2 separate regions of the Homo sapiens genome follow, and region 2 is linked to region 1. A link is a contact called in ENCODE Hi-C or POLR2A ChIA-PET data. All regions are on one chromosome and are shown on one strand. Each heading gives the region's core, a stretch centred on a gene start or an enhancer-like site at or near the end of the contact. The rest is flanking DNA. Distances are from core to core; before and after follow the strand shown. Region 1 holds the start of SYNPO2 (synaptopodin 2). Region 2 overlaps SYNPO2 (synaptopodin 2).

What was found. Hi-C counts contacts between places; a loop is a spot of excess contacts on that map. ChIA-PET counts read pairs that join two places held with the same protein, here RNA polymerase II (POLR2A). Pooled maps may share reads with other maps.
Region 2: a map of ovary shows a loop between it and region 1 (2.6-fold over the local background). The contact joins the enhancer-like site here to the promoter of SYNPO2 in region 1. A Hi-C loop is called at or near these places in 12 of 168 maps with a recorded cell type or tissue (PC-3, aorta, ascending aorta and 8 more) and 13 of 50 pooled maps. POLR2A ChIA-PET finds 5 or more read pairs at or near these places in 3 of 52 experiments (Panc1, SK-N-SH and activated CD4-positive, alpha-beta T cell).

What each region holds. Positions count from the first base shown.
Region 1 is chr4:118,886,746-118,891,628 of GRCh38, forward strand. It overlaps SYNPO2 (synaptopodin 2), which reads left to right and starts at 2,109. Exons shown (of 5, transcript NM_133477.3): 1 at 2,109-2,396. The coding sequence starts at 2,292.
Region 2 is chr4:118,940,019-118,944,901 of GRCh38, forward strand. All of the region lies in intron 1 of SYNPO2 (synaptopodin 2), which reads left to right. Among named protein-coding and RNA genes, the nearest start is that of SYNPO2-AS1, 42 kb to the right of the region's middle. Within about 2 kb of position 1,878, at least 7 of the 41 ENCODE cell types and tissues checked have a DNase peak (open chromatin) inside an H3K27ac peak, as active enhancers do; they include ascending aorta, gastrocnemius medialis and ovary, where a contact is called at or near this core.

The DNA of each region.
Region 1 (4,883 bases), core at 859-3,358:
GGAAAGACTGGGAAAGTCAATTCGTGTTTCTGAAAAGAATCAAACTTGGGATGAGTATCTGGCCCTCATGACCTTCAAAGGGTCTCTTCCAGTGCCACAATCTCTGATTTCATTGTCCTCACTCCAGTGATGAGTCACAAATAAAATCACTTGATGCCTTTGGCTTCTGGGGAGCATGGGCTGTGTAAAATGTTCATTGTACCACAGGTCCTTGAATAATGCCATTTTATTCAACATTGTTTCATGACAACATTGATGAGAAAAAAAAATGTATTTCCAGCTGGGGCCACTGTTTGTATGGAGTTTGAAAGTTCTCCCCATGTCTGTATAGGTTTTCTCCAGGTCCTCTGGTTTCCTGCCACATCCCAAAGCTGTGCTCATGAGATGAACTGGCATGTCTAAATGGTCCCCATCTGAGTGAGTGTGTGTGTGTGTGTGTGTGTGTGTGTGTGTGTGTGCACCCTCTGATGGGATGGTCAGGGCTGTCCAGGGCTGATTCCTGCCTTGCGCCCTAAGCTGCAGGGAGAGGCTCAAGCCACTGGAGATCCTGAATGGGAATAAGTGGGTTGGAGGAGGAATGAATGTATGGATGCAAATTATTTTCAAAAAAAATTCATAAAATATATGTTAATCACACAAATGCACAGCAATAGATGATGCTGTATGAAATTTCTCAGTGAGCCTGCTATATTTGTGGTGGTTTTGAACTGCATTGTGACAGGAGGTACTCCTTATAATTTTCCTTTTGCAAACATTTATTCCTTGATTGAATCCACCACCACTACAGCTGCCCTCACTCACTGATTCACCAAAAATTGGGTCCATGATTATCTTGTTTTTATTAATCTTTCTTAAATGCATGTGTAGCTGACATTTATTTCCATGTTTAATATTAGAAGTGTTTTAATCTTATTTAAAAGTTTGGTGATGTCTTTGTGACCAGAAATAGACTGTAGTCACTTAACCTTGTTTTTATCAATTAGTCGATGGTAAAATTGGTTTTAAAGTCACAGTTTCCATGAACCTATCTGTGACGTTTTAAGTGAGGACTTACTGTATATAGTGCTTCTTAGTGCTGAAACAGGCAGCGTGTCTGGAAATTTTGTTTGGTACCACAAGTAACACAAACAAACTTTCCCAGGCTCTTCCTTATTTAGTATGTTTTTATGTGGATGAATGTTATGGAAAACAAAAGTATTATAGGAAAATTAAAATGTCCTTTTTGTACATTTTTGGCAGATTGTATTCAGATTTAAAACATTTAAATATTTGGAATATACAAAATCTGCTTTTATATTGGACCACCCAGATTCATGACATGGGATGACAAACTATAAAAATAAGAAACCTGTAGGTGACATTGTACATTTTATGCAGTTGACTAACTGTTGGGTTTGGGTTTAAGAAGATCAGCAGGTAGAAAGAAAACAAAACACGTTAAAATTTAACATACCCAAAACTATGCAATAGATGTAATTATAAGAATGTAGTTTCCAGGAGAAAAATTCATATTCATTTTCTCTCTTTCTCTCTCCCTTTCTGTCTCTTCTCTTCCCCTTTCTCTAAATATATGGTTCAGAAAGGTACTTTTCAGAGCTGGAGGTTTATTAACAAAAAGTTTGTGCTTTCTTTTGTTTCCTCTTATAGGAATAATTCAGCAGAATGCAGACAGAAAAGTAGTAATTTAACTCATTTTAACTCTTTTTTGTCTATTCCATTCATAAATGTGGCAAGTCTCAAAACATTTATTTGAGAGAATCTAATCCTCTAGTAGTTGAATTCCCAACGCTCCTATTTTAGGACGTCATTCATGGCGTGGAGATTAAACCTTCATGTGTCCTTTACTATTTACAGAATTATTAAATGTAAGTTTTTCAATCATACTTATACCATTAACTGCTTGGATTTAATCTGTTAGTGCAAGATAACTTTGGCTCTCCCTTCCGTCCTCCTTTCCCTTATCTCGCCCCACGTGAGGACATTCTCCTGTGTGTGAAGCTGCTTTCCTTTCCTCGAAGGTGGGCCGAGCAAAGGAGAGTGACGCAAGAGTGGGCTGTGTCCTGGATGCTGCGAGCGCCTCTGCCTCCTTGAGAATGAGCCCATTAGCCGCACAAATTCGCAGCAGGCGGCTGGGGCGGCGGCTGGGGCAGCGGCTGCAGCAGCGGCGGACGCTCTGCATTACCCAGTCTTGCGTCCTCGGCAGGCGCCCGAAGCTGAGTGCGCATCCTCTACCGCACCCAAGCTTCGTCTGTCTCGTCAAGCTCTTCATGCTGCCCAACTAAAAGGAAAACATGGGCACAGGGGATTTTATCTGCATTTCCATGACTGGAGGGGCGCCCTGGGGGTTCAGATTGCAAGGTGGCAAGGAGCAGAAGCAGCCCTTACAAGTTGCAAAGGTAGGACCTGAACGAAGTGTCACGGCTCTGTGCTAGGAAGGAAGGAATGAAAGCAACCTGCTGATGGTGTTTTCAGGTTCTGATGCAGAAGTCTAAGTATTATTTGATTTTGCTGCGGATATTAAGATTTTTCTAGGAAGTGAGTTATTTTCTAAGAAACTTTGGAGAGTAATGGGCCACATCCTATGTAATTAACTTGCAATCGATGAGGGGTGGGTGGGAAGAATGCCATATTTATCAGCTGAGGAAAAGGCCTAGTTAACCATGTTCTTCTGACAACAAGCAAGACACTGGGGAGCGTTTCTTCCAGGCAATTTTAGAATGTTCAGTTGAGTTATTGTTTGATGTCACTTCACTTGGCTCTGGCAGAGGAGAAACGCTCAGTTCAGCATAACGACTTTGCTTGGCTATTTTGGGGACTCATATAGAGTGTTGGTAGTGACATTTATTATGCAGCATTCATGAAAAGGCCAATGTTGGGCAATAATTTTAAAAGTATGATGAAGTGTCATAAAATCTATTTAAAAGAATACCCTTTTAAGGATTTGACAAATAAATGCAAAAATCCAATAAATGCTGTATTCCTTCTTATGTACTCTTTTGGTCAAGATCTCAAAAATAAACTTAGAAGATAATCTAAATATATTATGAGTAACTAAGAGGTAACTTTGTAACACATTAATAACTATTTAAAATGCTTTAAGTTTTTATTGCCATTAGATTGCCTGCATTACTGGTTAGCCCAAGGGGATCTGGTATTCTCTAATTGGCATTCAGCTAAAATAAAACTTAAAATGCACAAAACTAAGCAAACTTTTACCTAACCTTATCATCAAATTGCAAATTATAGTATTGTATTGAAGAACATGCAAGAGCATGGGATTAATTTCCTATTTTATGCTTATATTAAAAATGGGTACAGATCTTTATGAAATACATGGGCCATTGCCTTTGTAGTTATTGTTTGTTTCCCTCTGGCTTTTACTCTTTTTTTTTTGTAGTTATTGTTTCCCTCTGCCTTTTACGTTTTTTTTTTTTTAGTGTCCTTTGCGAAGAAAGAAGTTTCTTTGAAACTCCTTTTTGCTTCCAGGCATCATATGTAAATCCTTTCGTAATGTGATGGTGGAATCCTGCCACCTAGTGAAAATTGCAAACATCAAGAATGAACCATAAAACAGTAGATGAAAAGCAGAGTTTTTATTACTGGAAAGTTCCTCCGAGGTCTGCAGTTCAACCCATGAATTTTAGATGAGGAAAGAGCCCAGAGATGTTAAGTAACTTGCCTTAAGTTTTCAGCTTGGAACTGGCAGAGTGATTAAAGGCTCAGAAAGGTGGTTTTGTTGGGTTCCTTTAGGAGTCAATAGCAGGCAACCTCAGATAAAATATGAATGCCCAATTTAGCATATGTAGAATTCATGACACTGAAGCAGATTTGTCCTGAGTCTAGAATAGCAGTTGGCTGGCTCTAGGTATGAGATTTGGGTTCTAATTCCAGCTCTGATCTAACTTGCAGCCTGGCCTTAGGAAAATCTCTCACCCTTCCTGTCTCATCGGTTTCTCTCTCTCTCTCTCTCTCTCTCTCTCTCTCTCTCTGTGTGTGTGTGTGTGTGTGTGTAGGGAGAGAGAGACAAATATTTTAACTTAGGTGGTAAAGAAGTAAGAAAGAAATTGGACTGTGCAGTCTACGAAGCTCTGTCTTGCCCAAGTATTCTACGATCCTGATAGTGTACAGTTTTAGAATCGCTTGCCTACTAATTGAAATATGGGGACAGAGTGGCTGAGTGCTGTTGTTCTCTGGTGGCTCTTTGGCAGCCAGGCCTCAAGAATAGAGTGGGTAGTGGGTTTCTTCTGAGTTCTGCATGTGACGATTTCAATGTGGGACCTCTTTGCGGCGATTCACTGAAGAGCTGAAGCAGATTGCTAGGAAAGGGTGCTGTGGAGATTCTCTGCTAATGGCATCTCTATTTTCAGGATTCAGTAAGGTTGTTAGGCTATGTCAGAATCCAGTCCTACACTCCCCCTAAATCATCCTTCCTAAAATACCCAGCAATACATTTGTGGTTTTCAAAAGATCATTATTAAGGCATCTAGATGTTTGCTTTGCTTTTGTAGTTTGTGATACTATACTTAGAGCTATAGATTTTAAAATATCATTATAAAAGTATCTGGAAGTTTGCCTTAATTTTTGTGTGTTTGTGTGTGCAAGAGAGAGAGAGAGACAGACTGTAGTCTACAGTCTACCTTTTGTCCATACGTTAAAAAGACTAAAGAGCTATCTATAGAAGATGTAAGTTCTAAATTACTGTGGCAATGCACAATTTTTGTTGGTCTTTTTCTTTTTTTAGTTCAAATGATTATGTTTGATTTCTTATACTAGCATTATTTGTGGGAGAAATCCCTTGGAACAAAGCGCTTATCACTTTCTCTGTTATCAAGGCCATTGCCTCATTAGGATCACTGTATTTTATTTAAAATATTAAGTCAATT
Region 2 (4,883 bases), core at 628-3,127, 53 kb after region 1:
CTCTGTCCCCGGGCTGGAGTGCAGTGATGCAATCTTGGCTCACTGCAACCTCCGCCTCCCGGGTTCAAGCGATTCTCCTGCCTCAACCTCTCGAGTAGCTGGGACCACAGGTACACGCCACCAAGCCCAGTTAATTTTTGTATTTTTAGTAGAGACGGGGTTTCACCATGTTGGCCAGGCTGGTGTCGATCTCTCGACCTCATGATCCGTCCGTCTCATGATCCTCCCAAAGTGGTGGGATTACAGGTGTGAGTCACTGCGCCTGGCCGCCTTTTCTCTCTTTTAAGCTCTCAGCGTTTCTGTCAGTGTGTGTGAGCATGTGCTCTTCTAGTTCTGTCTTCTCTCCCCTCTAATTTTCTATTTCTAAACATCTGTGGGTTAGAAAACATTAGAATTACTTCTGAAATAAGAGTAAACTGTTTTCAGCTAATTACCCAAAGGACTGCCTTACAACTTGTGAAAGCATGCAAGCTTTCATTTTTTTTTCATTCATTTGACAAATATGTATTGAATACCCACTATGTGCTCGTTATTGGACTGAGGACAAGATGGTGAGAAAACTGGTCCCTGCCACTGAGGGAGACATTAGTATGATGAGGTCGGTGCTGTAAGGGGTGCGGTCGGACCCCCACCCCTACCTGGGAGTAGTCAGGGAAAGCACCCAAAAGAAGCAATGCTTGGGGCTGAGTCTTCAACAAAGACGCTGGACAGGATGGTTTTTCAGATGATGAAGGGGACACTGACAGAGTGAGGCTGGGAGGAAGTGGAGGAGTGAGAGCATTCCAGACAATGCTTTTCCTCCCACCTCCCACCTCTCTCCTGTCACCCCCATCTCGCTCTGCTTTGAGGACTCCTCTTGTTCCTGTTGATTCATGTTGGTGCTCCTCCGGGTTCTGCCCTGGACTCTTCATTCAGCTCCCTCTTTCAGGGTCATCTCATAGCTGCCGTTACTGTTCCTTGTAAGTGAGTTTAAAATCACTGGGACGTAATTTGTAAATGTTCCACCTGTAGAGCATCTCTCTTCCCTGCTCCAGAGCAGCACATCCAACTGAGTATTGGACATGTCGACTTTCATGTCTAACAGACACCTCAAATTCAACCTTCCCTCCAGATTGGATTCTCTTCCTGGGTTCTTTGTCTCAGTGAAAGACACTACCAGACAAATCTAGTCAGGTTTTTGAGCCAGAAACCTTGACTTCTTCCTTTCTCCTCCTCCCTTTCAATTCATCAGCTCTACTTAGTTCCTCATCTTGAACATCTTTCCAGTTTGTCACGTTCTGTTCATTCCCAGTCACCAACTGCATTCAGGACACTGTCAATGTTTTCCTACATTGCTTCACTAGTCCACTAACTGGCATCTGTCCAGCTCTTTCCTCACAATGCAACCAGAAGGATCTTCCTAATAAGAGAGATCAAACCTGACCACCTGAATCAAATATTTAATGGCTTCCAATTGCCTTCAAGATAAACACCCTAAATGAATCTGCCCTCCCAGTCTCCTACTGCAACTTGCCTATACCAGGCCATTTATACATTTTTTATCCTTGGATGACATTTATTTCTCATGTATTCACCTTACTGACTCTAATCCTTCCTCAGGGAAGCTTTTCTGGCCCCTCTGACTGGGATAGGGTCCCCTTTCTGTCTGCTTCTTGTCTCAATGATTTTAATTTGTAGAGGTGACTGAATGATAACATGGAGAGGCAGAGGCTCATGCCACTAAGCTTTTTATGACTTACATTTCCCGAAAGGAGGAGGCAGCCCCACTATGCAGACCACACGGGGAAACACCAGTGCCATTCAGAAAGCAGAAAAGAACGAGGGGAAGGCAGAGGCCACCGCCTTTACTGTGTTTTCCGTAGGAAAGGCAAGGCGAGTCAGGGGAAACAGTTTAGGGTTAGCCAGTTTTAATAATTCTGGCAGGCTTTGGGACATAGGAGCTATCCCTGGTTGGCTGGGTTTCTAGTCCTGTGTTGATTTAGGGCAGGAAATATTGGCTTAGTGTGTGAGAGATAAAGGAAGTGGTTAGGGAGATGGACTCACTAATGCTTGGTTTACATATGAAAGGAATACTGGACGGCAAGTTATTTATCATATTAGGAATTAACTAGCTCTGGGAAGGACAGTCTCTCCCCAGCCCTCAAGCCTTTCTATTCCATCAAAATATCAAAACATCATAAAATACAGAATATAAAAAACATGATTAATAAATGCACTACTCTACCACCTATTGTGGGAAGGTACGTATCTCACTATATTGTAACACATGTCCCAAACTTGCTATGTTGTTTCTTGAGAGCAGACATCTGTCTATCTTGTTCACCACTGTAACCCCTGTGCCCGGCATGGGGTCTCTGGCACTTGGTATATGCTCAGTAAATATTGACTGAATGAAAGAATGAATGGACAGCTTTCTATCTTGTATACATAGTTCGTGTTTCACCTGGAAAGCACAACATTTTTTTCTAAATTTAGATTTTGCTCTATCAATTAATTAAAACATATTTTCATTTACTTTAAATGTGAGGGTTTTTTTCTTTCCTTTCAAAGTTTAATCTGGCTCAGCAGTATAATGTATTACTTAAAACCCTATAAAGAGAATGACTCATCTCTACATCCCTGTGTCAGCCAATGGTTCTTTACTGGGGATAATGTTGCCACAGGGGACATTTGGCAATGACCGGAGACATTGTGGTTGTCACAACTGGCATCTAGTGGATAGAGGCCAGAGATGCTGCTAAACTTCCTGCAATACACAGGACAGCTCCCCTAACAACAAAAAATTATCTAACCTAAAATGTCAGTTGGTCAGGTGCAGTGGCTCACACCTATAATCCCAGCACTTTGGGAGGCTAAGGTAGGCAGATCACTTGAGGTCAGGAGTTCGAGACCATCCTGGCCAACATAGTGAAACTCCATCTCTACTAAAGATACAAAAATTAGCTGGGCATGGGGGCATGCGCCTGTAATCCCAGCTACTTGGGAGGCTGAGGCAGGAGAATCTCTTGAACCTGGGAGGCAGAGGTTGCAGTGAGCCAAGATCATGCCACTGCACTCCAGCTTGGGTGACAGAGCGAGACTCCATCTCAAAAAAAAAAAAAAGTCAATAGTGTTGAGGTTGAAAAAAAACTTTATTAAAGGATGGTGTGTTGACAAGTTTACCTAAAAAGACCTCACACAACCAACCATGTCCCCAGACTTCTCCATGAAGCAATTACAAGGTAACTTGCTGATATCTTAGAAGTAAAGACAGCAGCCCTAAGGGGAAAAGTAATTTTCAGAGGAGAAAACATTGCAAGCTACAAGAGAGGGGCTCGGTATCAGAGCAAATAATTAGGTAGATTGAGACATGGAATGACAATGCTGAAGTCAGGGTTTAGCATGAGAACCAAAATCATAGGCTTTTTAGCTGACAGTTAAAAGGTATGACTAAATTAACATAAGTGATGTGGGGGAAGGGAACAATTATATAGAATTTATAACTTCAAAGTTGCTCTCTTTAAAATTTGAGTTGTTTTTTCATGCTAACATGCTGCCGTTGATCAAAGAGATGCTGTCATATCTTTTTGGAACTGTCTTCATGTGTCATGCTCTTTTGAATATCATCAGTGGTAGTAAACATTGCCCTCTGAGGCAGGAATTTGGTTTTAGGAAAAAATTAAGTTACTTGAACCCTATATAAGATGAATAAGGAAAGTCATCCATACTCCCAATGCCATTTTCATAAAAATTGAGGACAGGCTATAAATTAAGTAAATCTGACTCTAAAGGCAATTTTAAAATGAGTGTTAGAAATGTCTTATGCCAAATCAACATCACTGTGCTAAGTGTGTACCTCTCAAGGTGACTGTTTCAGGAGGAACACTCATATTGAGGTGTGTGTGTTAGCAAAACGTTACTTGACAGTTATGTTGCTTTCAGTGCTACATACCTACGTGGAAGTAACGCCACATTTGTGTACAACCAAATTTCTGTTAAGATGTTTATTAAAGATATTACTGTGCTTTTTACATGTTAAAGTTTAATTTCTAAGCTGTGATACTACTCTTCAAAATCTGGGAATTCCTAGATTAGGCAAGAATTTTATCCTCAAGTTCTTTTCTTTGATGTCAGCTTTACTTTGGCCACATAGGCTTAATCTAGGATGGCTTTTTAGTGTCAAATCAAGTGCACATTAAGTGTACTTGAGATAGATTAGTGTTATAAAAGGATAATTAATAAAATAATGCTACCAGTCTACTCGCAGTAGACTACCAATTCATTGCAGTTTGCCTGGGACTGTCCTGGTGCTAAAATTGAAACTCATACTTCTTGGGAAACTCTTTAGTCCTGGGGAAATCAAGTTACCCCAACCCCAGTTTCTTAGCTAACTCCTTAATTATTTTTGGAATATCTACAGTAAAAATAAAGCAATGGCTCCACCAAAATAAATAAAATAAATGGACATATCCATATTGGGAGTAGCAGAACAACTTGAGTCAAATAGCAACAAATATCAGCCAAAACTAAGCTAAGCCACTCACTGACTGTTAACGCTGATTCAAACTAGAGTTAGATGCTCTATGTTACGGCGATGGTTCAGGCCGTGTTTTACCAACTAGTAATAATTACAAAAAAAACACCCAATAATAATATAACTTTTAAAACTTTAATCCATCATGCTTAGAATGTTTGTTTCAGTTCTCTTAGGAGAAATATTTTGATAATTAATGTCTTTGCACAAGGAAATAATTGCCTTATGTAGTTTTTCAATGGCTTTGTATGATGTATCTAACAATTTTATAGAATGCCTGAAAAATACCCAGTGGTGGAGTTTAGCTGAAAGTTAACATTTAAAATATACCATCAATCAGGAGCTAGTGTTATACAGATAAGAGAGAGAA